Regions from separate parts of the Homo sapiens genome. Here all the other regions are linked to region 2. A link is a loop called in an ENCODE intact Hi-C map of the cell type or tissue named here. Cell type or tissue: CD4-positive, alpha-beta T cell. All regions are shown on one strand. Each heading gives the region's core, and the rest is flanking DNA. Links, peaks and the distances in the headings are about the cores only. Region 1 overlaps PRDX4 (peroxiredoxin 4). Region 2 holds the start of EIF2S3 (eukaryotic translation initiation factor 2 subunit gamma). Region 3 holds the start of APOO (apolipoprotein O). Region 4 has its middle 27 kb from the start of PRDX4. Region 5 overlaps SAT1-DT (SAT1 divergent transcript).

Region 1 (4,556 bases), core at 1-4,000, 380 kb before region 2:
ACTACCATTCTTAACCAAATATTTCCAAAATCAATTTTCAGAACAAAATTTATTTTTCAAATATGGTTTTCCCAGTATGCTAAAATCATTAAGGCGTGTCATTGTAATAGATCATTACAATTATTATAACCTCTCACTTGAGTAGCATTTTAAGTAATTTATTTAAAGTATATATAATTGAATACTCTTCTGCTGTCTATTTCTCCCTCCTGGCCTTTACCTAATCAGATCAGGATTATATATATGAGGTAGGATGCTGGCTCAAGATAAGTAATCATATGTTATATATTAATTTTTAAGAGAAATTCATGTTGTTTGTCTCTATTTTGGAGTGACCATAAATGGTGGCTGTTACAGAGAAGTATAAGCCTTACTTTCTAGGACCCTTAGCCAAACTTAGAAGCAAGCATTGACTTCAGTGTTTGTAAGGGGTCTGAAAGTATAAGTGCTATCTGAATGTGTTAACAGAGCATGAAGGTGCATTAGTATCTAAGTGTGTTGGCTAAAATTACTGTACGCCCTTACAAGAGAGCAGCATGAACTGTTCAGTTTCCATTGGGTCACTTGAAACCTGTTCAAGGGAGTCTTCTTTCAAAGCCCTCTAGGAAAATGATCCCATGGTCTGGGATTTTACACTTCTGGCCTGACATATTTGTACATTCCCTCCTCATTTTGTGTAGCCTCATCTGCAGCAGGTCCTCCATGTGTATGTCAGAAGCTGGACAAACTAGTACATCTGGAAGACTGCCATTAGAGAAAGGAAAATCTAATTATTTGAAATGTAGGAAGTTGACAACTTGAAGCGGGACTATAGTGAAGTATCCAGGAGGGTTTAGTGCAGGGTAGAATTTAAGGGGTCTGTGAGCATGAATAGGGGAAAAAAGTATTTATTTTCACTAATCCCCATCTGAAATTTAGTGTTTCCTTCTATTATGAATGTCAGCAACAAACTACACTATCTTCAGCAGCACTTGCTTGTACCTTTCACCAATAGAATCACTTATTTTCTTGCTACATATGGTTATCGCAGGTATCCTGAAACACCATTTTCACTCATCATTATCTTACGTAGTTGTCAGATTACAACTAGATCTTGCAGTTTTGAAGTGTTATAGAGCACATGTATTATGATATCACCAATTTTTTTTAATATTTTTATAATTGCATTTAAATACAATTGGTTTCTTTTGTAATTCTATGTATTTTCCTTTTTGCATTCAATAACACTCTTTTAAGAAGTCTGTAAGCTTCACCAGACTGCCAAAGAGATCTAAAGGTAGCCCTGATTTTTAGTGATTTTCTAAAGATGTCCTTCTACCATTCCACCAACTTTCTCAGTGTTACAGAACATCATGTATTTTATTTTCTTAGTTTCCAAGCCAGCGCCCTACTGGGAAGGAACAGCTGTGATCGATGGAGAATTTAAGGAGCTGAAGTTAACTGATTATCGTGGGAAATACTTGGTTTTCTTCTTCTACCCACTTGATTTGTAAGTAATACATGTAAATAGCTAGTAAAATCTCAGTCTTTATCAATTATTTTTCAGGAGTATCAAACAAATTATTTTGTTCAGCTCTTGGTTTTTAAAAAGGCAAGCTGAAGTAAAGAAATGTATTTAAAAAGGTAACATCTACCATATATTTCAGAGTCATAACACACCGACCTCAATACTTATGTCTACATGATTATGTTATAATGGAATAATTAGAGGAAAGCTACAATATATTCATTAAGCTATACCTACTAAGGCAAGAAAATGGACTGATAATATATTAGAAAGCATTTAATAGCAAGACCTATGCCATAATTCTTTTTACTGTATCTCTCTTGATTAGAAAATTAATTCTGTAATCCCAGCACTTTGGGAGGCCAAGGCAGGTGGATTACAAGGTCAAGAGATCGAGACCATCCTGGCCAACATGGTAAAACCCCATCTCTACTAAAAATGCAAAAATTAGCTGGGCGTGGTGGTACGCGCCTGTAGTCCCAGCTACTCGGGAGGCTGAGGCAGGAGAATTGCTTGAACCCTGGAGGCGGAGGTTGCAGTAAGCTGAGATAGTGCCACTGCACTCCAGCCTGGCGACAGCGAGACTCCATCTCAAAAAGAAAAGAAAAAGAAAATTAAGCCATTTTCTCTAGTGATACCATGTAACTGTGGTTTTTCCATTTTTATTCTTTGCTGCATCTGTTGCTTTTCTGGGATTTGAACATTTTGCTGAAAATATTATATACTGCTTAAGGAATAAGGAATAACACCTGTGTATATGTTATGGTTATTGTGGGGTTTCTCGTCTTTTTTTAACTCTGTGACAGTGAGCGTTTTTGTATATGGTCAGAAAGTTGACTAAAAGTAAATACCCTTACAGCTTTATTCACGTTGAGGATTTAATTTTATTTTACAAAACACTATTTTGAGTGTTTTTCAAAATTCATGAAAGTGAGAAGAGACCAAAAAGAGTTATGTCAATTTTTATCTTTTATTCTCTTGGAACTTACTTTTTGGTTACAACAAATAACTAGAAGTTTCCTCCTCTATCTTTGCCACTGTGCCTTTTTCCATTAGGACTAATCTGGAACTACATAGATCAAATTTAAACTTGCAGGGAGGGTATACTTAAGCTCATTGCTATAGGTTGTTTCTAGGCCAGGGATTAACAAATTTTTTCTGCTGGATTTGGCCTATTGACCTATTTGCCAACCCCTGCTCTAAGCCACAAAGGAAGAATTCTCATGAAAATTATTACATTGAGACTAAAGTTATGAGTCTGCATAATATATAATCTTTTAAATTATAAGAACTTGCTTCTTTCTAATCAACTCATATTGTGACTTGATTTTTTTAAGTATAGCTTAATTTCTAATAGAAACCAGAAGTAGAAATTTCAGTAGACATAAAAAATGACAGGCCTTCTAAATTCATGTTGTTATAAAACCAGAAGGTTAACATGTATGTTAAATATATACGACTAACACCCTGAATTTGGAAGTTAGTCTAATGTAGCAGAAAAATATGTTCTGTGTTTCTCCATTGTTATTCATAACTCCATAATGGGTAAGAGATAGTTAATTGGAGCATGTTGTTAGCAATGGTCTTCTGGGACAAGGAGCTAAGATAGCCTCTTCCTGTTTTCATGTAATGCTGGACTGTGCCTGGTTAGAGAAGGAAGAATTCTGGGGCATTTGCCACAGTCTACAAGGAGGAAAGTTACAAACGTAACCCTTCAGTTTCCTGCCAAAACTTTTTCTGTCTTCACTAAGAAGTTGGTCAAATGTATCTCTAGGTAGCATTCCTTGAAATAAGAAGAAAGGCAGAGGCTGGGTGCAGTGGCTCACGCCTGTAATCCCAGCACTTTGGGAGGCCAACATGGGCGGATCACCTGAGGTCAGGAGTTCTAGACCAGCCTGGCCAACAAGGTGAAACCCCGTCTCTACTGAAAATACAAACAAAATTACCCGGGCGTGGTGGTGGGCGTTTGTAGTCCCAGTTACTCAGCAGGCTGAGGCAGGAGAATTGCTTGAACCCGGGAGGCGGAGGTTGCAGTGAGCTGAGATCGCGCCACTGCACTCCAGCCTGGGTGACAGAGTGAGACCCTGCCACAAAAAAAAAAAAAAAGGAAGGCTGAGGCTGACCATTCCTACCCTTTAGAAAATATTAAAAATACATTTTATAGCCCAGGTTTCCAGGGACATCATCCGAGATTAGAACTGTCTACTTGGACATGACAGTGCTGTACCTGAATACCTGAAACATGTTAAAATCCTGTATTGGTATCTGGTAGGAACTTGTGCCCTAACTAAGTCTATGTTTTTCAAACTTTCTTGACCATGTCTCACAGTAGGAAATACATTTTTCGTTGTCAGCCAGTACACAGGCACATATATATACGGTAACATTCCATCTGGATGCACCAGCACAGCCATGCTCCTTAAAATACTGAAAAACCCTCATATCATGTGGTAAATAGCCACTTCCCTTTCCTCACCAACTAGTTAGTCCTCCTGCCTGATCCCTTTCAGAAACCTCCAGAACTAAAGCCAGCTTTGAGTTAAGATTGTTAAATATTTTGAATATCATCACTGTTGAAGACAAACATATATATTTGTATATATAAATATGTGTTTCATAATTTACCCTTAGTATGTATGATAGAGTCTCCTGTTTTCTATTCGATTTCACTTTTTAAAAATATTTTTTAGAACTCAGTTAATTTAAGGAGTCCCTACCACGGTTTGAAAAAATGCCACCCTAGTAATATTCTGTAAACATGGCCTGACAACATGAGGGTATTAAGGTATAAAATCCCTGGCTGCACAGGACTGGTAGACAAGGTGGAAGAGGACCTTATCAAGAAAGGAGGGGTGGGGGTACTGGAAAACATTGCCTCCTCTCCAAAATACACATAGATGCATCTAATTCATAGGGTTGGTATAGGAATATTAAAAAAAAAATAGTGAAATGACATAAAATTTGTATAGATCCTTTGAAAGCTATAAAATACTATATAAATAAAAGGTATTATTAAATAAAAGTAATAAAATGAGGGGTGGCTATTGCT
Region 2 (6,576 bases), core at 1,197-5,196:
CAGACGTGCTGCCTTAAGAGCTGTAACACTCACCGCGAGGGTCTGCAGCTTCACTCCTGAGCCAGCGAGACCACGAACCCACCAGAAGGAAGAAACTCCAGACACATCCGAAACATCAGAAGGAACAAACTCCAGATGCGCCACCTTAAGAGCTGTAGCACTCACCGCGAGGGTCCACGGCCTCATTCTTGAAGTCAGTGAGACCAAGAACCCACCAATTCCGGACACACTAGGATTATAGGCACGAGGCCACCATGCCTGGCCTGTATTTTTTTTTTTTCCTCTGAGACAGGGTCTCACTCTGTCAGCCAGGCTGGAGTGCAGTGGCGCTATCTCGCTGGAGTTGTTTTTTTTTGTTTGTTTTTGTTTTTGAGACGGAGTCTCGCACTGTATCCCGGGCTGGAGTGCCATGGCACGATCTGGGTTTACTGCATCCTCCACCTTCCGGGTTCATGAGATTCTCCTGCCTCAACCTCCCGAGAAGCTGGGATTACTGGCGCACAGTACCACGCCCGGGAAATTTTTTTGTATTTTTAGTAGACAGGTTTCACTATGTTGGCCAGGCGGGTCTCAAACTCCTAACCTCATGATCCACCTGCCTTGGCTTCCCAGAGTGCTGGGATTACAGGCGTGAGCCACCAAGCCCGGCCGGATTTTTTTATTTAGATAAAGTTCACATGTCCTAAGATTCACCACATTAAACTGTACAATTCACTGGTTTTTAGCATATTTACAAAGATGTGCAATCATCACCACTGTATAATACCCCGGCATTTTAATCACCTCAGTGTGTTTTTGTAATTGGCTGGTATAAATATTTAGAATCTAAGATTAAGGCGGGGCGTGGTGGCTCAGGCCTGTAATCCCAGCACTTTGGAAGGCAGATCACTTTGAAGTCAGGAGTTTGAGACCAACCTGGCCAACAAGGTGAAACCTTGTCTCTAGTAAAAATACCAAAAAATTAGCTGGGCGTGGTGGCGTACACCTGTAATCCCAGTTACTTGGCAGGCTGAAGCACGGGAATTGCTTGAATCCAGGAGGCAGAGGTTGCAGTGAGCTGAGATTGTACCACTGCACTCCAGCCTGAGCGAGAGAGCACGACTCTGTCTCAAAAAAAAGAAAAAAAAAAAAGAATGTAAGATTAAAGTGATTACCTCCAGTTTTCACCATCACTTAACTAATGCATGCATTTATTGAAACATAACTTCCTATTTTAGCTAAATTGTTGTACCAAAAATTTATGTGATATAAAACACGTATTCATATAAATTTTACTTAAGTATTCAATGAACACACAGATAACCTAAATTCTATTTTTTTTTTTTTGAGACAGTCTGGCTCTGTTGTCCAGGCTAGAGTGCAATGTCTCAATCTCAGCTCACTGCAACCTCCCCCTCCCAGTTTCAAGCAATTCTGCCTCAGCCTCCCGAGTAGCTGGGATTACAGGTAGTGCCACCACGCCCAGGTAATTTTTCTATTTTTTAGGAGGGTTTTTGCCAGCTCAGGATTTTGGTCAGGCTGGTCTCGAACTCCTGATCTCAAGTGATCAGCCCACCTTGGCCTCCCAAAGTGCTGGGATTACAGACGTGAGCCACCGCACCCGGCCCAGAAAACCTAAATTCTTATTCACCTCTCCTTACATTTTTTTTCTGGTTTAAAATAGCTGTTTATAAAAAACAACTCCATTAAAAAGTGGGGAAAGGACATGAACAGACACTTCTCAAAAGAAGGCATACATGCGGCCAACAAACACGGAAAAAAGCTCAATATCACTGATAATTCGAGAAATGCAAATCAAAACCACATGAGATACCACCTCACACTAGTCAGAATGGTGATTGTTAAAAAGTCAAAAAACAAAAGATGCTGGCGAGGTTGTGGAGAAAAAGGAACGCTCTTACACTATTTGTGGGGGTGTAAATTAGTTCAACCATTGTGGAAGACAGAGTGGCAATTCCTCAAAGCCCTAGAGGCCGAAATACCATTAGACCAAGCAATCTCATTACTGGGTATATAGCCTCTAAAATATAAACCATTCTGTTATAAAGATACATGCACACATATGCTCACTGCAGCACTATTCACAATAGCAAAGACGTGGAATCAACCCAAATGCTCATCAATGATAGACTGGATAAACAAAATGTGGTACATACACACCATGGAATACCATGCAGCCATAAAAAGGAACAACATCATATCCTTTGCAGGGACATGGATGGAGCCGAAAGCCATTATTCTCAGCAAAGTAACGCAGGAGCAGAAAACCAAATACCGCATGTTACCACTTATAAGTGGGAGCTGAGTGGTGAGAACACATGGACACATGCGGGGGAACAACACACACTGGGGGCTGTCTGACGGCTGGGGGTGGGAGGAGAGAGAGCATCAGGAAGAACAGCTAATGGATGCTGGGCTTAATACCTAGGTGATGGGATGATCTGCGCAGCAAACCACCATGGCACACAGTTTACCTATGTAACAAACCTGCATATCCTGCGCATGCACCCCTGAACTTAAAAGTCGGGGGGAAAAAAAAGAGAGGTAGCAATTATCACCTTAATGAATTCCTTTCTTCACTTCTCATATTGCCCCTCATTTTCCCTAATTTCCCTCATTTTTTTCATTTATAATATATATATATTTTGAGACGGAGTCTCGCTCTGTCACCCAGGCTGGAGTGCGGTTGGCGCGATCTCAGCTCACGGCAAGCTCCGCCTTCCGGGTTCACGCCATTCTCCTGCCTCAGCCTCCGGAGTAGCTGGGACTACAGGCGCCCGCCACCACGGGCGGCTAATTTTTTTTTTTTTTTGTATTTTTAGTAGAGACGGAGTTTCACCATATTGGCCAGGCTGGTCTCGAATTCCTGACCTCGTGATCCACCCGCCTCAGCCTCCCAAAGTGCTGGGATTACAGGCGTGAGCCACCGCGCCCGGCCTCATAATATTTATTTCCTAAATAAGCTAACTTGATGACTACTTACAAGTATTCTAAAGTGAGCTTGGCTTCTCAGTATTCGTCATTGTGGCTTTCATATTATCTTTTCACTTCTCTTTACTATACTTTTGCATAATAGCTGTCTAACAAGTTTTTATGGAAATAAATTTATTGCAAACAAAAAAGGAAATAGCTGTTTATGATAAAATTTGTATAGAAATGCAAGGAGAAAAACAAATCACTCAACTGCTTTTCAACACGACGAAAAGTGGGTTAAGGTCTCAAAATTCTTTAAATTTTAAAATACCGATTTATCGGTAATCGAGGTTTTTTTGGATCTGCTTCTTTAAGAAAAAAAAAAACAAAACACACACACACAAACCAGCGAACTTCAGACGCTCTTACGACACCTAGCTATATTCACTGGGAACGCAATCTAACGTCACCAAGGCCCACCTCCCGGGCCCTAGAAATCGCTCTCTGGGAACAAGCTGGGGACTTTGATTTTGCTAGCCCTGCCCCTCTGAGCCCTTCACCAAACTTCCGCGCGGGGGCGCCCGCCCCACCTCCCGCCGGGGCTCAGCACGCGGCCTTCTCCCAGCCAAGAGCCCCGTCATAGGTGGGCGCCGACCCCGAGCCGATCTCGCTTTATTAAATTACAGAAATCGGTATTCAAAAAAAAAAAAAAAAAAGGGCGGGGAGGACACTCCCTCTTCTCTGTTCCCACACCCTAGCTGATTCCCAGGTTTCGGGAAACTCCACAGGAAACGGAAATGGTCTCTCCCAGGCCAGCGCGCGCGCCGGGTTGCATCACCCGCCTCGCACGGGCCGGCGGGGCGGGGGTTTGGTGGCTGCCCTCAGTATTGCCTGCACAAATATCTACCAGGTCTGCGACGAATAGCTCCAGCAACTTCGCACCGTGTTTTCCACTCAGCCTACCGACAGGCACTGTGCAGATTCAAGCGGAGAGATGTCCAAGCAGTGAGGCCGCTGCTGCACCGGCCATCCTGAGCCCCTACTCGGCCTTCCCGTCTCCGCTTCCCCGCCCCGCACTAGGACCCCTGCAGATGATCAGGCGGCAGCCGGGGTGATTTCCTTCCTCTTTTGGCAACATGGCGGGCGGAGAAGCTGGAGTGACTCTAGGGCAGCCGCATCTTTCGCGTCAGGATCTCACCACCTTGGTGAGGTTTTGCTTGGGGAGGATGCAGAGTGAGCTCAGGAGTGGAGGTGACCGAGCCTCCCGGTGGTATTGGGACTAGTCAGTGTCGGGAGCATGGGTCAGGAGCCTGGGTCAGGAGGGAGACCTGGAACTGGGCGCCCTAAGCCATGCTCGCGCCGCCTGTACCCAGGCCAGTCCACGATCTGGGCGCAGGCGTGTACGGTCGTGGGACTTCTAGCTTCTGGAGGGTTCGGCTGGAAAGTCTTGATGTTGATTGTCATGGTTTCAGCCTCTGAACGTCTGGGAAGGGGGTGTCCTGTCTGCATTACTTTTAGTGCTAATGTTCCCAAGATTGGGGGGATCTCTGACTTCCAGATATCCCCTAATAGTTGAGTGGAGGTGTAGTCTGTTGTGTAATGATGAAGGGCTCTTAACAGCTTCCCAGCCATAGGAGTACAAAGTTACTGATAGGGAAAAGGAGCTTTAGAAGTAGTGGAAAGCTGTGCAGATGGTGGCAAGATGTAGATAGCAAACGTAAAGTCAAAGGAAAAGTTCTCATTTGTTTTACGTGCAGTGTTTTAAAATATATTTCATTGCAGGATGTTACCAAGTTGACGCCACTTTCACACGAAGTTATCAGCAGACAAGCCACAATTAACATAGGTAAGAGTAACTTAAGAGACCTAACCTTGGTCTCCAACAATTAATTTTAACCTCACTTTTTGTGTGATTACTTGAATAGTATGAGGATTCAGATATTCAAGAAATAGATACTGAGTCCTTGTGAATAAAGCATCTGCTACATTTGCGGTGCAGGGGGAGCACAAAGAATGCTGCCCACATGTAGCTTACAGACTCGGTAAGAAGAAAAAATGGAGACATAAGAAAAGTTTAATAGCATAAGGCAGTATGTAGTCATATGTAGCAGAAGTTTAAGGAAGAGGTGAAAAATGTGGCTGTACTTGACACACAGGATTATTTCAAGGGCAGAATTTATGAAAGTTTTATTTGATGTACAAGCTGTGATTAAATAGAAGGTTTTTTTTCTTAATTGGCACCTAGAACTTTAGAGGAGAAGTTACGTTGACTGAGTGTAAATTTTGGACATTTTGAGTTTGTACAAACAGCACAGTTTGTACGAAAGTAAGTTAAAAAGTACAGAAGTAAGTTAAAAAGTAAGACTAGTTTTTAACCTAGTTAAAAAGTAAGACTCCACCATGAGGCTATTAAAGTTACAGTATTACAGTCTGGAGCTTTAATTTATTAATGCAAACAAAGCCCAAATAAGCCTACAGGCCTTGAACTACTGCCCCTGCATTAAAAATTTTGGTTGAGGTGACCTTGGAGCATAACCTAACCTCCGAACAACCTATGCTAAGACTATACCAGTTAAAGCAAATTACTGTGCATATATTGACCCAATAATTTGATCAACGGAACAAGTTGCAATTAAACTTAGGTTGTTTCCTTGTTTGTTCACAGATCCCTTTTTGTTGTGTCAGGGCCCATCATACCTGTTTAATCTGGAAATGCTGGAAGGTTCCTTAATATATAAAGTTCTGGCCGGGTGCAGTGGCTTATGCTTGTAATCCCAGCCCTTTGGGAGGCCAAGGCAGGTGGATTGCTTGAGCCCAGGAGTTGGAGACCACCTGGGCAACGTGGCCAAACCCCATCTCTACAAAAAATACAAAAAATTAGCTGTGCGTGGTGGTGCATGCCTGCAGTCCCAGCTACTAAGGAGGCCGAGGTCGGAGGATTGCTCAAGCCCAGGTGGTTGAGGTTGCAGTGAGCTGTGATCAGGGCATTGCATTCCAGCCTGGGCAGCAGCAGGAGACCCTGTCTGTCCCAGAGTATATTTTTTAAGTAAAGCTGTTAGTTACATGGAAGTTTCTCTTAAGTCCTATATGAGAACACGTTTCTAGTAGGAAGGGGTATGGAGGAGGAAAAATTGAAGTCACTGTTGGTTTTATGTTGATATTTACAGCAAGTTATGGCTTTGGCTTTAATTGTATTTATTTATTTATTTATTTATTTGCGACGGAGTCTCGCTCTGTTGCCAGGCTGGAGTGCAGTGGCACGATCTCGGCTCACTGCAGCCTCCACCTCCTGGGTTCAAGTGATTCTTTTGCCTCAGCCTCCCCAGTAGCTGGGACTACAGGCATGCGCCACCACGCCCAGCTAATTTTTGTATTTTTAGTAGAGATGGGGTTTCACCATGTTGGCCAGGATGGTCTTGCTCTCTTGACCTTGTGATCCACCCACCTCGGCCTCCCAAAGTGCTGGGATTACTGGCGTGAGCCACCGTGTCCAGCTGGCTTTGGGTTTTCTACTCTTAACACTATTTGAAAAAATATTTGGTATGTAATTAAATACACATGAATTAATTTTTTGAACTTTGTCCATAGGTACAATTGGTCATGTAGCTCATGGGAAATCCACAGTCGTCAAAGCTATTTCTGGAGTTCATACTGTCAGGTTCA
Region 3 (4,000 bases), core at 1-4,000, 150 kb before region 2:
ACCATATCAACTCTGGACTTGGCTACGTGACTTGTTTTGACATCAGCAAACATGATGCTGTGTTTGTGCCTTGGGACTTGCCCTCTTGGAAGTCAGTAACCAAGTGAGGAAGTCCAACCTAGGCACATGGAGGGGCACCAAGCCCCCAGACATGGGAGTGAAGCCAACTTTCAGTCAAGTCACCAGCAGAACTGCCCAGCCAACCCAGATTTTGAGAAACAATTCTTGTTTTAAGGCACTGGTTTGCAGTGATTTGTTACCCAACAATAGATAACTGAGACATTACCCATATGCGTAACTAAAGGAAGTGCTCAATTCCAATTGGAGATTGCTAAAAATAGTTATGTTTTTTCCCCATCAAAGTTCAGGGATCCTCTGAAATCTATGTGCAGATCCTTTGAGGAGCTGAGGGCCCCAGGTTAGGAACCCCTGGTTAAGCCAAGTGGATCCTGCTCTCCTTTTTACTACTTTACTACACTGTTGGTACACATATAGTTAAACTGGCCACAGCATATCTTTCCTTGTTGTAACCCTGAAATGGAGCTGAGCTCCTAGCACATAACAGGTGTTTAACACACAAATTTATCAAATGAATGTTGATTATAGGATCTGTCTTCCTGACTAAACTGTGAGCTGCCTGAAAACAGAGTAAGAGCAAATACTAGGCCTTTTCCAAGTGCTTTACACATACCAACTTACTCCTTATAACAACCCTATGAGGTAGATGTTATTACCCCAACTTCACCAAAGGAAGATAGGCACAGTGACTTGCCCAAGGTCACACAGCTAGAAAGTGGCAATGCCAGGACTAGAAGGCAGAATGCATGTTCTGATTTTACAGCCTTTATTAACGTACCCAAAGCACATTGCAGAGCTCAATAAAACTTTTAAATGAATAGTACAATTCTGAGATTTCATTAGCACTATTTTATGGGTACTATGCTTCTTGAAGACTCAATTTTGTAGATTAATTTCTGGTAGCCTGTGATTTTTTATGACAAAATACATATAATTTACTTTTTAAAAAGTAGAATAATGGCTTTATGCTAAAGTGCAGATTTTCGAAATTAAGTCTTCATCGTAAAAGTCGATTTTTTTCCAAAGGACACGAGTTCACAAAACGCAGGGAAGGGGGTCCACTGGCCCGTATTAAATAATGTTCCCTGAGGAGTGGAGCAAAGCTCCAGCTTCCCTCGTCACCCAGCCATCCCACCCCAGCCTCCCCCATACCCTGCACAGCTTCTCCTAAAATGACCCTCCCCCATCCACACATCAGGTTCTGAAACCTGACCCTGCCAGGCAACTAAAGCCGCGAACCCCACAGTGCCCTGAGCTGGCCTCACCCTACCCACGATCCCAAGAGGGTACTAGCCGAGGGGATGGGTACTTTGGGGGAAGGCACTTTAAATTTTCAAAGTGTTTAATTCACGAAAGCACAACCCAAAGGGCCGCCCCCACCCACCCGGGGGTCTCCCGCCTCCGCCCGGCAGCCGCTCATCCCCAGTAGACCAGTGAATGAACCGCGGGGCCGGGACGCAGCCGGCCCAGTGGCGGGAAAAGCCTCGGGGTGAGCCAGGCCTGGCTGCAGAGAGGCCCCAAGAGAGCGCGGGGAGGGCTCGGGCGGCCGGGAGGGGGCGGTGACAGCTGTGACTCGACTCCACGCTCTCACCTTGAACATGTCGCTGGCAGCGGAGGCTCCGGCAGGGTCACCCCGGCCTCGGCCACGCCCACTATAGAGAGGTGACTACGGAGGCCCGGTAGGGCCTTGATTTCTCCAACCGCAAGCAGGCAGCGGTGCGGGTGACGGCCGTACTGCAAACTCGGTGCGGCGAAGGTTTAGTTCAATCACCCGGTTCTAGAAGCCGCGTCGCTGAGCCGCAGCGCGTCGCGCCCGGGCAGCGGGTGAACGCAAACCCCGCCCTCCAGGAGGCTCCGCCCCTGCGCCGGCGGTTGCTAGGCGGCAAGAAAGCGCCGGCTCTGTGTGGACGGTACGCGGAGGCGCGAGGAGGGAGGCGCCTGGCGTTGCCGCGGCGCTGGGAAACTGTCTTTGCAGCGGCGACTGGGCGCCCAGCGGCGTGTACTGGGATTTCTGTGAGCAGAGGCTGCCGAGAGGGGGCGCTTGGAGGGCCACCGGCGGCTTCGAAAGCTTCGCAGCCGGAAGCCGCCGGTTGGCGGCCTGGATTTACCTTACGAAAGGTTTTAACCAAGGACTTGAGGTTTCTCAGGTTTTAAATTTAAACTAATATGCTGTGTCCTTTAATCGGAAAAGGCTCTGACCTTATTTTTTCCCGTTAAGAAACAAGCGGTAAGCCTCCTCTCTGGAAATCAAATGTTTGTCCCTTAATACTTGTAGAAGTAACTGATAATGGCAATAATTATCTTATTAACAAGAGTAAACAAGCACTGATACAGCACTTTGATATGCGCAGCCCTGATCTAAGTTCTTTATTCACATTCATCTAATCTTTCCAACAACGGAAGTAGGTGGGCATGATTATTATTCCCAATACATAGATGAAGAAACTGAGGCACGTAGAAGTAATTTGTACAAGACCACATAGGAAGTGGGAAGCTAGGATCCAAACCCATTAGTCTGCCTTTGAAACCTGTGTTCTAGCCAAAACAATTGTTGCACTGTCTCATAATGAGGATGTATTTCCTATTTCATTCTGTATTTCTGCCCTAATCCTATAAAAAGTGTAAGCCCCATCCAGGCGAGCATCTGGAAAAATTTAGAATTTGTACAGTGACGTGCCACTGCCCTCCAGCCAAAGACCACTAGGGGCACACCTGTAGTTGAAGAAATTGGGTTTCTCATTGCTGCAAGGAGAACGCACACGTAGGAACACAGTGACATATTTCAGTAAAAGAGTTAGATTTATTATAGGATTTGGGCTTTGGTTCGGTGATTTTGGGGCGAGTTCAAGGAAGCAGGAGCTTTGCTCTGGATCGGGTGTTGTTAGGAAGCAGTGGTAACACCAAGGCCCAGCTGTGACTGCCAGCCTTGGTGTTAGTTAAGCCCAGCTTAGCTCCCAGATGTTAAGGGCTGCTTTTCTCTTTCTTAAGAGGATTGTATATTCCAAGGCATCCCCAAGGAGAAATACTGAATAGACTCAGAAGGCTCTCTGCATCAGCAGTGTAACGTCACACATACATAAAAATGTGAAACATATTGATAAATTAGGGCAGAAGTTCTTAATTCAGGGGGTATGTGAACTTGTATGGGGGAAAAAATGACAACTTCATTTTCACTAACCTCTAACTGAACTTTGTTTCTTTCAATTATAGTGTAGATAACAAGCCACAGTAGTATTAACATTGATGACTTTGTCATCAATGGAAAGCACAGATATTTTCATGTTACATTGCAGTCATGTCAGGGATCTTGAAATATTTATGCTCGTTACTACAAAAATACAGTAGTTATTAGAGCTCATTTAATGCATTAAGAAGACACATTTACTATAATTTTGTTTTAAAAAATATTTTGATGATTTCAATATAATTGGAGCACCTTGTAATCCTATGTATTTTATGTTATGCGTTTTAAAACCAATTCTTAGAAGAGATCTGTCCATAGGGGTCCATGGCACCAAAAGAAATGATAAAGAGCCCCTGGTTTAGTAACAGAGACCAAGCAGTGAGTAAGAATTTGGGAGCTGCATCCAAATTGGAGCATTACTGCATCCAAACTCGTTGCTTTAAAGAATAGAAAGTTGGAGGTGGAATCAGAAATTTAGTGTATACCCTCTCACTTTACCAAGGAGGGAACTGAACCACTGAGAGGTTAAGTGACTTGCCCAAAGTCTCACTGCTATTTGGTGATAAAACTGGGACAAAACGTTTTTAGACAAACATGTAAAAACTCTCCACTGTGCTAGGCACTGAGGACTCTGTAGTTAACAAGATGCCTCCTGCCCTCAATGAGCTTGTTGGTAGACAGCTGGAGAGTGAGGAGATTGAATTATTGAGTTAAAAAGTTAACTCCAGGTGTAGTGTG
Region 4 (6,576 bases), core at 1,100-5,099, 360 kb before region 2:
AAAAACTTTTACAGCTGGGTGCAGTGGCTCATGCCTATAATCCCAGCACTTTGGGAGGCCGAGGCAGGAAGGTCACTTGAGCCCAGGAATTTGAGACCCGCCTGGACGATATGGTGAGACCTCATCTCTACAAAAAGTATAAAAATTATCCAGGCGTGGTGTCTTGTACTTGTAGTCCCAGCTGTTCCTGAGCCTAAGGCAGGAGGATCATTTAAGCCCAAAAGGTCAAGCCCTCAGTGAGCTGTGATCACACCACTGCACTCCAGCCTGGGCAAGAGAGCAAGACCCTGTCTCAAAAAAAAAGAAAAAAAGAAAAGAAAAGAAAAAGAAAAACTGTTTTTCCTCTGTTCTCACATGACAACAATCAATACAGAAGACTTCTGTGACCAAATGTGTAGGGTGTAGGGATTTTCCCCACCAACAGGCAAGCAATTCTGCAGTGGACACCAGCCAGGAATCTTCTGATCCAATTCAATTCTGATGCTGTCCACCTGGATATAGCATCAGATACCACAGGTTGAGGGCTCAGACCCACAGGACTGCCCCCACTTCAGACACCAGCTCCCAAGTACAGGCCTCTGGAACTTCTGACTGACTGACTTCAAGTTGGGGTTCCCATGACCCCCTCTTTAGGCTCAATTGTTAGAGCAGCTTGCAAAACTCCGGGAAACGCCCACTTACACTTACCAGTTTCTTATGAAGGATATTTTGAAGGATACGAATAAACACCCAGATGAAGAGGCACATAGGGCGAGGTCTGGAAGGGTCCTGAGCACGGGAGCTTCTATTCCCGTGGAGTTGGGGTGCACCATCATCCCAACACATGGGTGAATTCTTGTTCACCTTCCTGCAAGCCTTCACCAGCTCAGCTGTCCAGAAGTTCTGCGTACCTGGTCCTCTTGGGCCTTTTATGGAGACTTCATTGGATAGGCATGACTGAAGCATGGACAACCGTGTCAAAATGTGATTGGATCGCTTCTCGGCCTTTTGGCTAAGATCAAGTGCAAAACGTGATTGGGCAAAAAGGGCATGATCTAATGCTAATAGACGGAGTGGGGAATCCTAGCAAGGCCTGTCCAGATTCCTGTTGGCCTCTCTGCACGGCACTCCTTCCTCCTGGGTTGAGGGCAGGACCCTTTCTAAAATGAGGATCTTATGACCTACAATCAGACAAGGTAGGTCAGAGAATTTCTTTATGACCGGCTCCAAATACAAAGGTGGGGGCAGATTATATTTTCAGTTTCTATGGCCTGCCTTGGAGAGACAAAGGAGCAGGTGAAAAAGGAGAGTATGAGAAGGTCAGCGGGAGAGGCTGTTTTCTGAGCCCTGCTTCTGAGGCCTACAGCACCCGCACATTAAAACCAAAGATGGTCTTTTCCTTTGATCGCTCTGAAGCACTTCCAAAGCTGCTTCAGGAACCAAGGACTAAAGGACGAACACTTTAACAAAAGATATGCTTATTGCTTAATCACTTGGGAAATAATAAGGGCTATGGGAGTTATGAGCCAGGAACCATGGACAAAAAGCTATATATATATAATGATATCACATATATATAATGATATCACATAGATATACATATGTATATATACACACACAGATGCTTCTATAAACTCATATTTTTTACCTAGCTTTTCAACAGAAAAGAAAATGTTTATCATAGTTACTATGTATTTAGTTTCATATAGCAAAGTAATTTTTACCAATCCTATTACTAAATAACAATTTTAGCATAATATTGTACATTTATGTAAAATGCTAAAAATATATTTTATTTATTTATTTTGAGAGGGGCTGGAGTGCAGCAGCACAATCTCGGCTCACTGCAGCCTCTGCTTCCCAGGTTCAAGTAATTCTGCCTCAGCCTCCCAAGTAGCTGGGATTACAGGCAAGCACTACCATGTCTGGCTAATTTTTGTATGTTTAGTAGAGGCAGGGTTTCACCATGTTGGCCAGGCTGACCTCAAGTGAATGGCCCGCCTCAGCCTCCCAAAGTGCTGGGATTACAGGCATGAGCCACCGTGCCCAGCCCAAAAATATATTTTAAAAGAGCCTCCTTCCTGAGTCTTAAACTTACAATTTTTTTTAATTAACAAATTCAAAAGCCAACTCGAACACCCAAATTCACCTAAATCGTATATTTGTTCACACAAAAAACATTTATTACCTAAATATGTGCAAGGGACTTTGCTAGACAATAGGAATAAAAAGATCTGATACAATTCCTTCCCTCAAGAAGCCCACAGTCTCATAAGTGAAATAAGCATGTAAGAAAAGGAATTATGGCCAAGCACAGAGGCTCACGCCTGTAATCCCAACACTTTGGGAGGCCAAGGCAGGCGGATCACTTGAGCCCAGGAGTTCAAGATCAGCCTGGGCAACATAGTGAAACTCTGTCTCCACAAAACATTTAAAAATTAGCCAGATGTGATGGTGCACGCCTGTAGTCCCAGATACTCGGGAGGCTGAGGCAGGAGGATCACTGGAGCCCTGGGGTAGTTGAGGCTGCAGTGAGCCATGATCATACCACTGCACTCCAGCCTGGGTGACAGAGTAAGACCCTGTCTCAAATAAATAAATAAATAAATATTTAAAAATGGAATTGCAATACCTTGGAATAAGTGCTAAAAACACCAGCTCCTGTGGAGGTTCCATGGTGAGCACAAACAACCACAAGAAAAATCAGGGATGGAATGAGGGAAGGTTTCACAGGGAAGAAGAGGTGTACACCCATTTCCCATTTCTCCACTGAAGGCCATATCATCTGCAAGTAGCCCTTACAGAAGAAGACAGTACTTATCACCCAACGTCAAGAGAACCAAGGACTGACTGGTTTTCCTCTTTGATGATTATCTACTGGGAAATGGCACATATTTTAGAGTTGATTGGCTAGGGTTAGGGGTCAAATGTGGGGCCAAGGCCAGATGGAAATTTTAAGAATTGAATCAAGGCTGGGGGCAGTGGCTCATGTCTGTAATCCCAGCACTTTGGGAGGCTGAGGCAGAAGGATCACTGGAGCTCAGGAGTTTGAGACCAGCCTGGGCAACAGAGTGAGACCCCAACTCTATAAAAAAATTGTTAAAAATAGCCAGGCCTGGTGGTGTGCGCCTGTGGTCCCAGCTATTTGGGAGGCTGAGGTGGGAGGATCACTTGAGCCCAGGAGGTCCAGGCTGCAGTGAGCCGTGATCAAGCCACTGCACTCCAGCCTGGGTGACAGAGCAAGACCCTGTCTCAAATAATAATAATAAAAAAAGAATGGAATCTGTAGTCTTGATTTCATTACTTCAAGCTCTGGCTATTTGTACAGTTCACTCTGGACATCAGAAACAGGATTTCCAAGTTGTGTTAAAGGGAATACACTGCACTGTAACACAAAGGCCACAAGATGGCACCCAGCCCACAGAAAGCAAACAGCCACTTGTGAAGCCGGGGCGGGTGGGGATGGGGGTGGGGGCGGGGGGGTGCGCCGGGGGTGGGGGGTAACGCGGGGGAGCGTTACCCTAAACTAAAAGAGCAACAATTAACTGTCAAACTAATGTTTTTACAAATTTAATTTATTAAAAAACAGGAAAATAACTTAGAAATTCAGAACAATTTAAAACTAAGCACAACTTAAATAGGTATGTGAACTTTACTAAGTATACTCCTTCCATCCATGATGGAAGGTCAAACTTTTTAACCATAATCCATGTAGAAGTACATTTTACATTGTGACCTAGTACTCACGTAGATGTGTGTACCATGTGCATACATAACGTGTCACACAACACTTAACATTACTATGCATGATGCATTCTGATGTTTTTTCTTTTTTTAAATATTCAAGCCCACTCATTTTTATGTCCTACTAATTTCAAGCCCATAGTTAGAAATATATATATATATTTTATATATATATAAACTGTCTAAAAATATATATTTTATATATATATATATATATATATATATATATATATATATATATATATATATATATATATATATTTAGACAAAGTCTCGCTCTGTTGCCCAGGCTAGAGTGCAGTGGCGCAATCTCAGCTCACTGCAACCTCCGCCTCCCAGGTTCAAGCGATTCTCCTGCCTCAGCCTCCTGAGTAGCTGGGACTACAGGCGCCCGCCATCACGCCTGGCTAATTTTTGTATTTTTAGTAGAGACGGGGTTTCACCATGTTGGTCAGGCTAGTCTCGAACTCCTAACCTCGTGATCCACCCGCCTCGGCCTCCCAAAGTGCTGGGATTACAGACGTGAGCCACCGTGCCTGGCGGATATATATATATATAATTTTTTTTGAGACAGAGTCTCGCTCTGTCGCCCAGGCTGGAGTGCAGTGGCGCGATCTGGGCTCACTGCAGCCTTCGCCTCGCGGGTTCAAGTGATTATCCTGCCTCAGCCTCCCAAGTAGCTGGGACTACATATGCGTGCCACCATGCCTGGATAGTTTTTTCATTTGTTTGTGGAGATGGGGCTTTGCCATGTTGGCCAGGAGGTCTTGAACTCCTGGGCTCCAGATATCCGCTCGCCTCAGCCTCCCAAAGTGCTAGGATTACAGGCATGAGCCACCACGTCTGGCCCTAATCCCTTCTTTTAACTCCTCTTTTCTGTTTCCTATTTTATAGTAAATTCATTACTTGCTGCCAACAGAAGGGAAAGAAAACACAACTCAGCTGGGCGCGGTAGCTCACACCTGTAATCTCAGCACTTTGGGAGGCGAGGCAGAGGAGGTCGGATTACCCGAGTTCAGGAGTTTGAGACCAGCCTGGCTGACATGGTGAAACCCCAGTCTCTACTAAAAATACAAAAATGAGTTGGGCGTGGTGGCGGGTGCCTGTACTCCCAGCTACCCGGGAGGCTGAGGTAGAAGAATTGTTTGAACCCGGGAGACAGAGGTTGCAGTGAGCTGAGATCGTGCCACTGCACTCCAGCCTGGGCGACAGAGTAAGACTCCATCTCAAAAGAAAAAAAAAACCACAAGTCAATTTAGAGAGTCAATCACAATTGTCGCAAAAGTTTTATTCTAAGAGGAAATAAACCAAATGCCCAGAACATTTCAGCCATAATTCATTCTTATGGTTGAGACTTGACTGCATTCTGATCCATATATAGATGGCATTAGTTAACCCTTTACTATAATAGCTGAGAAAATATGTCAGAAATGTGGCAAAGGACCAAAATTCTAGACCTAGTCTCGCCTCTCCCACTTATATAGTTACAAGTTAGGCTTCAGGAAGTTACCTTCCCTCTCTAAGCCTGTTTCCTCATCTGCAAAATGTGGGTAATAATAGTACTGATCTCAAAGAATTACTGTAAGGATTAAATGAGAGTATACATTTTAATGTCACTAGTACAGTGCCTGACACATATGTGTTAGCCACATATAAAAATTATATGATTACATCTTTTTTTTTTTTTTTTTTTTGAGACAGGGTCTCCTTCTGTTGCCCAGGCTGGAGTTCAGTGGCACGATCTTGGCTCACTACAGCCTCTGCCTCTGGGCCCAAGCAATTCTCCCACCTCAGCCTCCCAAGTAGCTGAGACTACAGGGACACACCACCAGGCCCAGCTGATTTTTCTATTTTTTGTAGATACAGGGTTTCACCATGTTGCCCAGGCTGGTTTCAAACTCCTGGACTCAAGCAATCCACCAACCTTGGCCTCTCCAAGTACTGAGACTATAGGCGTTTCACCATGCTGGCCAGGCTGGTCTCGAACTCCTGACCTAAAGTTATCCACCTGCCTTGGCCTCCCACAGTGCTGGGATTACAGGCGTGAGCCACTGCGCCCGGCACTTATTATTTTTTTAGAGACAGGGTCTCACTCTGTTGTCTCACTCTGGAGTGCAGTGGCACTATCACAGCTCATTGCAGCCTCAAACTCCTGGGCTCAAACAATCATCCCGCCTCAGCCTTCCAAGTAGCTGGGACTACAGGCACGTGCCACCACGACCGGCTAATTTTTTTATTTTCTGTAGAGATAGGGTCTCACTATGTTGCCAGGCTGGTTTTGAACTCCTGGCCTCAAGCAATCCTCCTGCCTCAGCTGGGATTTCAGGTATGAGCTACTGTGCCTGGCTGAAACTTTCTTTTTAATAGGGACCTCTTAATCATCCAATCAGTGGCCTTTTCCCAGTATTCATCCTTACCACCTTCAGTGACACCACTGATCCCTCCAAGAAAATGGCTTTGAGAGGAAGGAGGGTGCTGTGGTTAAGACCCGGGAATCTGGCTGCTCTTAGAGCCCTCAAGCCACCATTTAAGAAATCCAAGGCCGGGTGGGCACGGTGGCTCATGCCTGTAATCCTAGCACTTTGGGAGGCTGAGGCGGGCAGATCATTAGGTCAGGAGTTCTGGACCAGCCTGGCCAACATGGTGAAACCCTGTTTCTACTAAAAATACAAAAATTAGCTGGGCATGGTGGCACGTGCCTGTAATCCCAGCTACTCAGTAGACTGAGGCAGGAGAATCACTTTAACCTGGGAGGCGGAGGTTTCAGTGAGCTGAGATCTTGCCATTGCGCTCCAGCCTGGGTGACAGAGCGAGACTCCACCTCAAAAAGAAAAAAAAAAAAAAGAAAAAAAG
Region 5 (6,243 bases), core at 2,244-6,243, 280 kb before region 2:
CCTGGCCTTTTTAATGAGGTTTCTAGTCAACTATCTGCCACTTTCTAGCTGGGTGACCTGGGACAATTACTTTACCTTCTCTGGGCTTCAGTTTTCTTAGCTTTTAGATGAGGAATGTGGAATACAGAATTACTTTCTATGCTTCTAAGATGACAGAAATCTCAACAATAGAGGATGTAAGGCTTTGAAGAAAACCCTTATACTTCTAGATCATATTCATCCAGACCAGTTTTATTTAAACGGCTGGTTTTATTCCTAGTTTTCCCTGACGCTCTAGAATGGAAATGTACAATTAATCTCTCCTTTTTGGAGTACAACAAATATTTTCTAATTTAATAGACTCCAGATAAGAAAGCAGGACACACATAAAAAATAAGTAACAACACATGGTAATTAAGATTAAATGAGGCCAGGGCCGGGCGCGGTGGCTCACACCTGTAATCCCAGCACTTTGGGACACCGAGGCGGGAGGATCACTTGGGGTCAGCAGTTCGAGACCATACTGGCCAACTTGGTGAAACCCCGTCTCTACTAAAAATACAAAAATCAGCCAGCTGTGGTGGTGCGCGCCTGTAATCCCAGCTACTCAGGAAGCTGAAGCAGGAGAATCGCTTGAACCTGGGAGGCGGAGGTTGCAGTGAGCCGAGATCGTGCCACTGCACTCTAGCCTGGGCAACAGAGCGAGACTCCATCTCAAAAAAAAAAAAAAAAAAAAAAAAAAACTAAATGAAATCACATTTGTAAAATGCCAAACAAGGAATACCACTCACAATAGGCACAAAGAAATGGAAGAAATGCTGGTTGCATATTTTGTTTTCCCTCTGCTGTAGTACCCTCCTATAATTAATCTCATAAGGAGACCCTAAAATGTACTACACTTCTCTCAGTCCTATGGCTCTGGGTCCCCTTTTGATCTTCTTGCACCCTTCCCCTACCTCCATCATCCTCCCAAAAGGAATGACTCACCCCAACATCCTCCACCTTCAGAATGAGTTTTCAGGTAATAACTTCTGTTGTTGCCAGCAGACTATGCCAAACATTCACTTGCACCAGGGCCAGAACATTGGTCTGTTCCTTGTTCCTCAGGCCAGAGGCTGTTTGGGTGCAGGGTACTCTCGCGTTTCCTTCTTTGAAGCATCCTCTATTTTCCTGGATTCACTGTTAACATTTAGTTGCCAGTTGACAAATGGTACAAAGGTTGGTAAGCTGGATTTTGAACTTTAAAATCTACTGCATGTACCCAGAGGCCACAGAGAAAAGAGGGGGTGTCTTATGCTTTGTGCACTAACAGGCAATTATTTACTATGATCTTCTTACTGAGTAACCTCTATACCTAGATTCAAAGAGCTGATACTTGTTTGTTGTTGTTGTTGTTGTTTTGAGATGGAGTCTCCTAGGCTGGAGTGCAGTGGCAAGATCTCGGCTGACTGCAACCTCCACCTGCTGGGTTCAAGCAATTCTCCTGCCTCAGCCTCCCGAGTAGCTAGAATTACAGGTGCCTGCTACCATGCTCAGCTAAATTTTGGTGGGTTTTTTTTTTTTTTTTTTTTTTTGAGATGGAGTCTCGCTCTGTCACCCAGGCTGGAGAGCCATGGTCTCGGCTCACTGCAAGCTCCTCCTCCCAGGTTGAAGTGATTATCAGCCTCCCTAGTAGCTGGGATTACAGGTATGCACCACTACACCCAGCTAATTTTTGTGTTTATAGTGGTTACAGGGTTTCGCCATGTTGGCCAGGCTTGTCTCCAACTGACCTCAAGTGATCCACCAACCTGGGCCTCCCAAAGTGCTGGGATTAAAGGCGTGAGCCATGGCGCCCACTCAAAAGTTGATACTTTAGGAGGCCTAAGGATGGTTGACTGCACTTTTCAGATATCCTAAGTATTTATAAGGAGTTAAAGGTTTGATCTCTGAGCTGAGTGATAGGCAGTAGTCTTCCTTTTAGACACAGTCTCAGGAGGGGAGAGAGGAAGGGCTGCCCGGAGGAGGTAGGTCACACAGAATGGGTTACAAATCATGTATCTGCCCTCAGTTCTAATTGTACCTGTCCTTTTTCTCCAGAAGGCTGGATCCTTTCCTACCAGAACCAGTACCTTAAGGGCTTGTAATATTGAACTGTGAGTCCCCAGAGGGCAGGTACTATGCCATATTTATTTTGGCACTCCCCAAGCACAATGCTTGGTAGGAAACAGACCTTAATAAGTTTTGGCTGTGCCAGACGTGGTGGCTCAGGCCTGTAATCCCAGCATTTTTGGGGGCCAAGATGGGCGGATCACGTGAGGCCAGGAGTTTGAGAACATCCTGGCCAACACAGAGAAATCCTGTCTCAGCCGGGTACGGTGGCTCACGCCTGTAATCCCAGCACTCTGGGAGGCCAAAGCAGGTATATCACCTGAGGTCAGGAGTGTGCGACCAGCCTGGCCAACATGGTGAAACCCCACCTCTACTAAAAATACAAAAAATTAGCCGGGCGTGGTGGCAGGTGCCTGTAATCCCAGCTACTCAGGCAGCTGAGGCAGGAGAATCGCTGGAACCTGGGAGGTGGAGGTTGCAGTGAGCCAAGATCACGCCACTGCACTCCAGCCTGGGCAACAAGAGCGAAACTCCATCTCAAAAAAAAAAAAAAAAAAGAAATCCTGTCTCTACCAAAAAATACAAAAATTATCCAGGTGTGGTAGCGCATGCCTGTAGTCTCAGCCCAGGTACTCAGGAGGCTGAGGCAGGAGACTTGCTTGAACCCGGGAGGCAGAGGTTGCAGTGAGCTGAGATCCGCGTCACTGAACTCCAGCCTGGGCGACAGAGCGAGAGCCCTGTCTCAAAAAGAAAAGAAGTATTGGTTAAAGGTTGAATTAAAAGTAGGCTTTTACTGCCCTTTAAATGTTTGGCATCAGTTCTGGGAGCCAGGAAAAAATAAATAAATAAATAAATAAATAAATAAATAAATAAATAAATGTGTGGCTGACAGACTCCATGGTGGCCTTCATGATCCTGCCTCCTGGTGTTCATGCCTTTGTGTGATACCTTCCCCTCGAGTGGTGACAGGACCTGTGACTTGATTCTGACCGATATGGTATAAGTGATAGGATGTTACTCCCATGATTATGTCACATGATGTAAGATTCTCTCTTGGCAGGAAACAAAAGCAAAAAATAGACAAGTGGGTCTACATCAAACTTAAAAACTTTTGTGCAGCTGGGCGCGGTGGCTCACGCCTGTAATCCCAGCACTTTGGGAGGCCAAGGTAGGTGGATCACCTGAGGTCGGGAGTTGGAGACAAACCTGCCAACATGGTGAAACCCTGTCTGTACAAAAAATACAAAAAGTTAGCCAGGCATTGTGGCGGGCACCTGTAATCCCAGCTACTCGGGAGGCTGAGGCAGGAGAATCGCTTGAACCTGGGAGTTGGAGGTTGCAGTGAGCCGAGATCACGCCATTGCACTCCAGCCTGGGCAACAAGAGTGAAACTCTTGAAAATTCATGAAGGGAGGAAAATACTCAGTGAAGGGAGTACAGCATAACCAGCCCAGAGAAAGAAACCAGAAAGTTCAGTGCCTCAGTTTCCTCATCTGTGAAATGTATCAAGGAGCCAGACCTGAGCCCCTCTGGGGCAGAGACTATTATTTTCACTCTTATGGCCCCAGCATCTAGCAGAGTGTCTCTCACAGAGTCGCACTTGTTAAAGCACTTTTTTGTTGTTGGTTTTTATTGTTTGTTTTTGGCATAGGATCTCACTCTGTTGTCCAGGCTCGAGTGCAGTGGCATGATCTCAGCTCAGCAACCTCCGCCCCCTGGGTTCAAGCGATTCTCATGTCTTCAGCCTTCTGAGTACCTGGGACTACAGACACGTACCACCACGCCCGGCTAATTTTTGTATTTTTAGTAGAGACGGGGTTTCACCATGTTGGCCAGGCTGATCTCCAACTCCTGACCTCAAGTGATCCGCCCACCTCGGCCTCCCGAAGTGCTGGGATTACAAGCGTGAGCCACCGCACCCAGCTGATAATGTGTGTTTTGACCTGACCGTGGTGGCATATGGACAAGACGGTTTGGGACTTGTTTATCCAGGAATAAAGTTCATGTTAGCAAGCAGTGAATCTCCCTCAGTGATTTGGGCTCAGCTTGGAACCATCCTGAGAGGCACATTATTTCTTGCAGACTGCGCAATTGGGGTCCTCTGAAAATGAAACCAAAATGGAACTCTTGCTTATGCCACCTGCTTCTGCTGAGGGACACACAGCTCTAGTCGCCTCCAGCACAAGATTCATGTGGGGCGGTGGTAATAGTGACACTTCCAGGTCACTTAGGGAAATCTCTCGCCAGGAGATGGGCAACTGGGCCATTGATACAGTGGTACCCGGCCACCTTTCATGAGTGCCTGTAATTAAAATGACATTTTAATTTGGATTTAGATATATGATAAAGTGAGACAGAAAGACAAATAAACATGTTTTCCTTTAATTTTTTGGAAATTTTATTAGCCCCTTATAAAAGGTTTAGTATGAAACTAGAAAATTCAATTTGGATAACTTAGTTTCTTTTTCTCTAATTTAGTTTCATTTCTCTTTACACAAATGTCACTTCCTCTCTGTAGCTTTCCAGGCCACTATGCTGCCTCGTCACCAAGACTTCGCTAGCACTCCATCCTGGCAGAATTAATTGTTTACTGCTTCCTGTAGATCATGTGGCACATTATTCACTGAAGCAGTTATCACAATGTATTTGATTACATTTCTGTTTTTTTTTCTCTCTAGGTGGCAAATTCTCAGAAGTCAGAAACTCTCCCTGTTTGATCTTTGTAGTGTCAGGACCCAGCATAATACCTGACATATAGTAGATGCTCAATAAATGAATTAAATGGAATTGAATTAGTATATTGGCTTTACTTATTATTTTGTTTGTTTTAGTCCCCTCCCCCCTTTAATGATTCTTTCTTTCTTTTTTTTTTTTTTTTATTCTCAATTGTTCCATCACCCAGGCTGGAGTGCAGTGGCACGATCTCAGCTCACTGCAACCTCCACCTCCTGGCTTCAAGCAATTCTTGTGCCTCAGCCTCCCAAGTAGGTGAGATTACAGGGATGCGCCACCATGCCTGGCTAATTTTTGTATTTTTGGTGAAGACGAGTTTTCACCATGTTGGCCAGGCTGGTCTCAAACCCCTGGCCTTAAGTGATCTGCCCAACTTAGCCTCCCAAAGTGCTGGGATTACAGGCATGAGCCACTGCACCCGGCCTGATTATTTTCAAAGAATTGAAGATAGAGTGCATCAGAAAAAATTCTATATTCATTATCTTTACTTTCTGTTGCTCAGACTATATGAGCCTCTTGGCCAAATAAAAGCCATTTATGGAACTGGTTTGCAGATGATTCTGAAAAGAGGCTGAGAGGAGAGGGATTAGGGAGGAAAAAAAATCCTTGTGGGATAGGGTCAGAATTCAAAGAGAAAATGGAGAATTAAAGACAAATTCAACGGAATTCTAATAAGATCAGGTGTAGAATCATAAACCTGAGGACAATCTAGGTATATAAACGCAAGACGTGGACCAGGCATGGTGGCCCACACCTGTAATCCCAGCACTTTTGGAGGCCAAGGTGGGAGGAACGCTTGAGCCCAGGAATTTGAGACCAGCTTGGGCAACATAGTGAGACCCTATCTCTTCAAAAAGTAAAATATTAGCTGGGTATGGTGGCAGATACTTTTTCTTTTTTTTTGAGACGAACTCTCGCTCTGTCTCCAGGCTGGAGTGTAGTGGCATAGTCTTGGCTCACTACAACCTCCACCTCCCAGGTTCAAGCTCTTCTCCTGCCTCAGCCTCCCAAGTAGCTGGGACGACAGGTGTGCACCATCACGCCTGGCTAATTTTTGTGTTTTTAGTAGAGATGGGGTTTCACCATGTTGGCCAGGATGGTCTCCATCTCTTGACCTTGTGATCTGCCCGCCTCAGCCTCTTAAAGTGCTGGGATTACAGGTGTGAGCCACTGCGCCCAGCCAGGTGGCACATACTTACAGTCTCAGCTACATGGGAGGCTGAGTTGAGAAGATTGTTTGAGTCCAGGAGTTCAAGGCTGCAGCGAGCTATGATTGCACCTCTGCACTCCAGCCTTGGAGACAGAGTGAGACCCTGACTCAAAAAAAAAAAAAAAAAAAAAAAAAAGGAGTAAACCCAAACCCAAGATGTGCAGGAGTGGCATTTCAGAAGCTAAGTTCTAGGGGTCATGTGATCCTCCTACCTCAGCCTCCCAAGTAGC

Evidence for each region. A loop is a pair of places that touch in the nucleus more often than their neighbours do. Peaks named below come from ENCODE experiments on the same cell type or tissue, not always from the same donor. Only the 100,000 strongest peaks of a DNase experiment are listed, where the experiment ranks them.
Region 1: it touches region 2 in a loop (4-fold over the local background); 7 of 110 quality-filtered maps call a loop at or near these places.
Region 3: it touches region 2 in a loop (14-fold over the local background); 62 of 110 quality-filtered maps call a loop at or near these places.
Region 4: a loop joins it to region 2, with 4 times the contacts of the local background. A loop is called at or near these places in 18 of 110 quality-filtered maps.
Region 5: a loop joins it to region 2, with 4 times the contacts of the local background. A loop is called at or near these places in 24 of 110 quality-filtered maps.

What each region holds. Positions count from the first base shown.
Region 1 is chrX:23,670,158-23,674,713 of GRCh38, forward strand. It overlaps PRDX4 (peroxiredoxin 4), which reads left to right. Exons shown (of 7, transcript NM_006406.2): 2 at 1,372-1,489. Among named protein-coding and RNA genes, the nearest start is that of PRDX4, 4.9 kb to the left of the region's middle. In CD4-positive, alpha-beta T cell, for the core only: no CTCF peak of the experiment used is centred there; no DNase peak of the experiment used is centred there.
Region 2 is chrX:24,050,920-24,057,495 of GRCh38, forward strand. EIF2S3 (eukaryotic translation initiation factor 2 subunit gamma) reads left to right here and starts at 4,037. Exons shown (of 12, transcript NM_001415.4): 1 at 4,037-4,118; 2 at 4,696-4,759; 3 at 6,502-6,576. The coding sequence starts at 4,050. RefSeq lists a silencer at 3,386-3,595 and enhancers at 3,656-4,205, 4,226-4,295. In CD4-positive, alpha-beta T cell, for the core only: a CTCF peak has its summit at 3,448; DNase peaks (open chromatin) are centred at 2,692, 3,402, 3,722, 3,992 and 1 weaker place; H3K4me3 peaks cover 2,394 bases; H3K27ac peaks cover 2,246 bases.
Region 3 is chrX:23,906,025-23,910,024 of GRCh38, forward strand. APOO (apolipoprotein O) reads right to left here and starts at 1,914. Exons shown (of 9, transcript NM_024122.5): 1 at 1,670-1,914. The coding sequence starts at 1,678. It overlaps CXorf58 (chromosome X open reading frame 58), which reads left to right and starts at 1,982. Exons shown (of 9, transcript NM_152761.3): 1 at 1,982-2,305. RefSeq lists a silencer at 1,314-1,483 and an enhancer at 1,664-1,873. In CD4-positive, alpha-beta T cell, for the core only: CTCF peaks have their summits at 1,677 (motif pointing right) and 2,057; DNase peaks (open chromatin) are centred at 2,007 and 2,777; H3K4me3 peaks cover 1,621 bases; H3K27ac peaks cover 1,907 bases.
Region 4 is chrX:23,691,346-23,697,921 of GRCh38, forward strand. No RefSeq gene overlaps it. Among named protein-coding and RNA genes, the nearest start is that of PRDX4, 27 kb to the left of the region's middle. In CD4-positive, alpha-beta T cell, for the core only: CTCF peaks have their summits at 3,360 (motif pointing right) and 3,559; a DNase peak (open chromatin) is centred at 3,386.
Region 5 is chrX:23,769,139-23,775,381 of GRCh38, forward strand. SAT1-DT (SAT1 divergent transcript) reads right to left here. Exons shown (of 5, transcript NR_184056.1): 2 at 967-1,158. Among named protein-coding and RNA genes, the nearest start is that of SAT1-DT, 11 kb to the right of the region's middle. In CD4-positive, alpha-beta T cell, for the core only: no CTCF peak of the experiment used is centred there; a DNase peak (open chromatin) is centred at 4,623; H3K4me3 peaks cover 522 bases; H3K27ac peaks cover 1,473 bases.